Regions from separate parts of the Mus musculus genome. Here region 2 is linked to region 1. A link is a loop called in an ENCODE intact Hi-C map of the cell type or tissue named here. Cell type or tissue: left cerebral cortex. All regions are shown on one strand. Links, peaks and the distances in the headings refer to the core of each region. The heading gives the core; the rest is flanking DNA.

Region 1 (2,906 bases), core at 101-2,600:
TTGATTTTCACCATTGCCTAGCTCTTTCTCCTCTTTCTCTTAAAAATTAAAAGAGTCAGAAGTCTTGTTAAGAGATGCACAGAACACATGCCTTGGAGGGAAAGCAATAAAATAGACAGAGAGATAAACTTCACAAGTGTAATTTGAAGGAAAAATGGGGATTACAAAATAATGTATAGTGTTAAAATTTTTGGGAAGATTGAAAGCCTGTAAGGTAATAGCTTGTATTATATTGACACATGTATATAGATGTATAAGAATAAGTATGTGAACAATTAATACAAATTCAGAATAAAGTTCAAGTTGTGGAAGTTGTTATGATAATAGACCTATAATAAATATGGGGCCAGCAAAATAGCTCCATAGGTAAGGACACTTGCAGTCAAATCTGATGACCTGAGTTCAGTCCCCAGGACTTGCACAACAGGAAAGAATCAAATCCCACAAGCCGTCCTCTAACCTCAACATAGGTAGTATACACAAGTGCATACACAAATTAATTGATTAAAATAATAAATATAGGATAAATGTTAAGCTTTGATAAAAATGACTTGTGGACTCAATTTTTATATTACATGCTATGCACTGTCAGGCTGTGTACCAGAGGCTATCCACAGAGACCTCTGGCTTAGCCTGATGGGAGGGTTCAAGTGAAGGGGAAAGGGTACAAGCAGGCAGGGCAAAATGCCTCTGCCACCTCCGCTCCACTGCTCTGGCAGCCGCTGTTGCTCTAAGACTCTGCACTGGCTGCACTGAGCTGAGCCGAGCCAAGCTGGCTGGGGGTGGCTAGTGAGCAGAGTGCAGTAGAGCTTCTGGTGACAAAGGCAGTGTTATAGCTCTTGTGACAGATGCTCTCAGACAACAGAGTAATTCTCACACCCCTTTATTCCTTCTGGATAGGATCTTATATACAGTTTCGGGGTGGGGTGGGTCTGATAGCAGGTGCTTCATATTGACTTGACCTTAGATACATCATCTACACGAGAAGGGGCTTGGGGGCACTGCCTCAATGTGATTGATGGCCACAGTTCTCTATATAGGGGCTTGTGGCTACATGCCAGGGGCCTGGTGCTGGGAACAGGTGAAGCTCCTATGGTCCCTTCAGGATCCCTAGGGCTTCAAACCTTAGCTCCACCTTAGCACCTCTCACAGTTCACTGCCTCGCAATGCACATTTTAGTAATATTTTATAATGAAAACCTTTAAGGGTCTTGATCGGTTTACAGAATTCACAGCAATTGATTCACAACCTATACTATTCATTATCACATTTATTAAAAGTAACTGATGTGTTTTATTTCACTGATGGCCCACAAGAGGGAGATCTAGAATAACTCAGTAGTCAAGTACCCAACAAGTACAGCACCCTGTGATGCTGTAGGAGGTCTGAATGTCAGAACCACCAACCACAGCCCTCTGGTGTGAAAGCCTCTTCTCTTACTACAAATTCCAGAACTGATCACAGAGCCTGTGACAAACTGAAAGAATTTTAGTCCAGTTTAGGACTAAAGATGAATCTTGTTTGGTGGAGTGCTTGTCTAACATGCACAAAGCTTTGAGTTCAATCCCCAGCACTGGATGAAGAGGACACATAGGGCATAGCTGTGACCCCACCTCTAAAAGACAGAAATAGGATCATCAGAGTTCAAGGCCATTCTTAGCTACATAGCCAGCCAGGGATACATCAGATTCTATTTCAGGAGGAGGAGAAAGAGGAGAAAAAGGAGGAAGAGGAAGAGGGAAGAGAAAGAGGAAGAAGAAGAGAGAAGAAGAAGAAGAAGAAGAAGAAGAAGAAGAAGAAGAAGAAGAAGAAGAAGAAGAAAAGAAGAAGGAGAAGGAGAAGGAGAAGGAGAAAGAGAGAGAGAGAGAGAATATTAAAAGCAAACAATAAGAAACAGTTTAGCCAAATCTTGGCAACTAGGAAATTGAGGCAGAGAAATCATGAAATTAGGGCCATCTTGGTCTTTATAAGGAATTGAAGGCCAGCCTGTGCTCTCTGAGACACTGATTCAGAAAACAAAACAACAAAACTGTTAACTGTTTGTAGAGGTCATAATAAATATCAGCCAGAGGACAGGGGCCAGCTGGCACCTGTGCTGGCATAGGAGCCATTGCCTCTGAGTATGAGCAGAGTACTAGCATCTCTGCCCTTGTCCTCCCAGACTCAGGGATGCTCCTACAGCTATGCCTGCTGCTGGAACCAGAAACAATGGGGCTAGAGACAGGCAGAGTTCTCAGATTTCCTCCCCACCTCCTAGAAGATTCATGCCATGCATGGTAGTTTTCAAGCTTTTCCGTGACTAGTCCCACAATTTATTGATTCATTTCTATACAGATGTTATGATTTTTTTAATGGTGTGGGTATGTGAGTTGAGAGCAGTCTATGCACTAATGATTTCTTCAAACAAGAAAGATCAACTCTTTTGGCATGATTACTCAATGCTGTTTTACCTCTGAAGTCCAGGCTCTACTTTGTCCGCAGCAATCATGTGGCTAGCGCCAAATGCTGTGCATGCCTCATCATTGGCACAAAGAATGTTTGTTAAAATAATGACCAGAGTCCACTGGACATTACTGGGTAAGCAAACTATGGTGTATCCACACAGTTGCAATAGAGGAGATTCTGACCCATGCTACAGCCAGGGTGAGTCCTAAGGACATAATGTTTGGTGAAATGTGCCAGTCCCAAAAGGACAAATCCTGTGTTTAACTTCCACCACCACCATCACCGCTACCTCCTCCTCCTCCCCCTCTTCCTCCTCCTCCTCTTCTGTTGCTGCTTCTCTTAACCTTTTATCAGCTCTTTGTGAATTTCACATCATGAACCCCAATCCCACTCATCTCTCCCTTCCCTCAGACCCACCCTCCACCTTTACAACCTTTCCCCCAGTAAAGAAAAAGATCTTT
Region 2 (2,906 bases), core at 162-2,661, 64 kb after region 1:
CCACAGGCAAGTGCACACACACACACAAGCTACCACAGGCAAGTGCACACACACACAAGCTACACACACATACACACACACACACACACACACACACGCACACCCCAAGGGAAAGGTGGTGATAGAAGGAGCATGTACGTTCCCCTCAGAGTCCTTTCCTCTGTCTTCTTGGTCTCTTCTGATGGCTGCTTCTTTCAAAGCCACTTCTTTCTCATCACATGGTACCATTTATGCATCCTGGCACACCATCATGAAGAGATGAACATTCCAACCTACAGAGAGAGAACACTTGACAAACCTGGAGTGATTTTTTCTTTTCTTTTTTTAGTGGCTGAGGGTAGCCTCCTTGGACGTTGGTATTGCGTCCCTCCAAACCTCTCACTTCTGCTTCTAAGAAGCAGTCTGAACCCTCAGTAGAATGATGTCTTTTGGGGTCCTGGGAGTCCTTTAGTGAGGAGCCAGGCTGGGGAGGAGGGTGACGACACCGACACCGGGTTAGAACCTTCAGAGGACTCTCCAGAAGCTGCTTAGGGATACTGGTTGGGGGCTCTGGGGAGGAGGTGTACTTCATTCTTGTTTTGAAAGTGTGGTAGCAGGATGTATACAAACTTACCTGATGAACCAAGGATCGCCCCCTTCCCCCCAGCTGTAGGGTTTTACCTAATTTGCAGGAACTTGGCTGGTACCGTGGAAATCCAGGGGATTGCTGGACCCAGCAATGGGTTTCTCATGGGACAGACAGGTCCTTTACTAAATCATGGTCTTAAAGTGGTAACCACATCCTCTACGGTGGGAGAGCAGGAAGAGGAGTAAAGGCCATCTCCTTACCCGTGTCATGTCTTCGTCAAAGGAACCCCTATCACGTTTATGCTATAGGTACTGTCCGTGTATTACTGTTTACAGGGAGCAGGTGGGCTGATGTTAGCTTCAAAGAGCTGGAGTGATCACTGGGGTCAGCCGGTATTCAATTCTGAGCAGGAGAGGAAGCACGCCCCTCACTCAGACCAGAAGCCAAGGTCCTGCTGCCTGGGAGGAACACCAGGGCCCTGAGCAGCCCGCAGTACCAGATCTGCAGCCAGTGGCTCTGAAGATCCGGGAGCACGTGGCGTGTTCGCCCTGGTTTCAGGCTCCGACGCACCCATTTCCTCTCGTGGTTTTAGGACTTCAGCATTTACTGAGACCAGAGCGCCTTTGCCAAAGATCAAGGTTTGTTGCGCAATCTTTGATGAATCTGAAAAGAACCAAGTTGTGGAGAAAAGCCTGCACTCACCACGCCACAGGCCGCTCTGGACAGGATGGGGTTCCCTACGCCGCAGGGGGGCGGCGTTGCGAGAAGCGAGTGCGGTCACCCGAACCACTTTGACCCGGGGCTTCAATCGTGGCGTGGTCGGGCTGCGGGTGTGTGTTTCCGGGGGCTGGACCTAAACAGAGACACAGCAAAACCAGATGGATCAGAATCAGCTCCTGGCGAGTCCGGAGCTGGCCTACCTTGAGACAGAGAGTGCACGGCGACCACCCGGGGGCAGCGTGGGCCGCGTGGAGTGGGACAGTGGCGCCGCACGCCGCGCACTTCCTGTTCAACGCGCGCGCCGCCTGCCACCGCCCAGCGCTCCCAGAGCCTACGTTGGTGCCAGACCCGGCCCCCACAGTTCCCCGGGTCCCGGGGGCCGCGGCTCAGAGGCCGCCCGGGGCGGGCGCCCTGCCCTATTCTCCCCTAGGGGCTGGGGCGCGCCCTTCGGCCCGCAGAACCCAGCCAGCCGCCGCCACAGTTTATTCCTGCGGCCACGCGCCAGCCCAATTGCGACGAGTCTTCGCCTTTGCACCTCCTCTTCCCCCTCTGCCCTCCCTCTCGCCCAAAGAGGAGGCCCTCCGGGTCCCAGGCTCCCTGTCGCTTTATTGTGCGGCCCAGGGTTATGCATTTCTCTACCAAGTGTCTCTGGCCACCGTTTCCATCGAGGCACAGACACGAGAAGGCTGTTTTCCAAATTGCTGTTGTTAATTGCACCTGCCTGGCCGACTACCTCTGGGAATTTGTGGGAGGAGCCGAGAGGTGGAAAATGTTGCTTCGCTTTGCAGAAGGAGGAAAACTTTATCACCCAGCACAAGACTTCTGCCACGCGTAACCAAAAGTAGCACGGGCCGAGACTCTGCACCCAATGATTCCGTAGGAGAAAGAGGACGCTCCAACCCGGCATTCCGCGGACTGCCAGCCCCTCGGGTGGAGCCCCGCGTGTTACCTGCGCCACCCGCCCTCCCCGCGGAAGTCCCCACGAGGTGTTTTCAGGGTGGGAGGACAGTCATAAAAAGCGCGTGGCTCCAGTGTAACGGCAGCAGTCCTGGGAGGCAGCGAGGGGACCGAACCCCGGGGACGAGGCACCGGAATTAACTTCTAGCTAAAGTTATGGGAAGCGCAGCCATGGACACCAAGAAGAAGAAAGAGGTTTCCAGCCCGGGCGGGAGCAGTGGCAAAAAGAACCCTAGCCTGAAGAGGCGGTCACTGCGAGTGCACATTCCGGTGAGTCCCATCCCTGGAGCTCCAGACTCCCGCGGCGCCTAGGCGGTTAACAAGGGACACTCTGCGCGCGCCGTCCTGTCCCTCCTGTCCCTTCGGGAGGCTGGGGAGGGGGAGGGGCAGGGCCCAAGCTGGGCCGCAGAGCCCGAGATTGGATCTTGGTCCGTACTATAGTGGAGCTATGGGATTGTCTAGGACAGAGGCAAGGGTGTCTGCTGGGAAGCGAGTACGAGAAGCGCGCTCCCGGGTGCGCAAAGCCTGGTGGCGGACTGGGCGTAGCCCTGGATCGGGCCGGTGCGGGTGCTGGGGAGGGGGGTGGTGAGTTGTGTTGTTTTGTTGAAAAGGACCTCTTGTGAAGTGCGGGGAAGCGTGAGTTGAGGAGCCGCCGCCGCCA

Evidence for each region. Hi-C counts contacts between places; a loop is a spot of excess contacts. Peaks named below come from ENCODE experiments on the same cell type or tissue, not always from the same donor. Only the 100,000 strongest peaks of a DNase experiment are listed, where the experiment ranks them.
Region 2: it touches region 1 in a loop (2.1-fold over the local background); 3 of 42 quality-filtered maps call a loop at or near these places.

The regions. Positions count from the first base shown.
Region 1 is chr5:25,163,778-25,166,683 of GRCm38, reverse strand. No RefSeq gene overlaps it. Among named protein-coding and RNA genes, the nearest start is that of Gm33836, 2.6 kb to the left of the region's middle. In left cerebral cortex, for the core only: a CTCF peak has its summit at 1,310 (motif pointing right); DNase peaks (open chromatin) are centred at 847 and 1,399.
Region 2 is chr5:25,099,620-25,102,525 of GRCm38, reverse strand. Prkag2 (protein kinase, AMP-activated, gamma 2 non-catalytic subunit) reads left to right here and starts at 1,884. Exons shown (of 16, transcript NM_145401.2): 1 at 1,884-2,515. The coding sequence starts at 2,402. Gm42232 (a long non-coding RNA gene) reads left to right here and starts at 2,523. Exons shown (of 2, transcript XR_880887.2): 1 at 2,523-2,673. It overlaps 2900005J15Rik (RIKEN cDNA 2900005J15 gene), which reads right to left and starts at 1,551. Exons shown (of 1, transcript NR_027851.1): 1 at 1-1,551. In left cerebral cortex, for the core only: a CTCF peak has its summit at 1,303 (motif pointing right); DNase peaks (open chromatin) are centred at 1,328, 1,837 and 2,210; H3K4me3 peaks cover 1,761 bases; H3K27ac peaks cover 1,844 bases.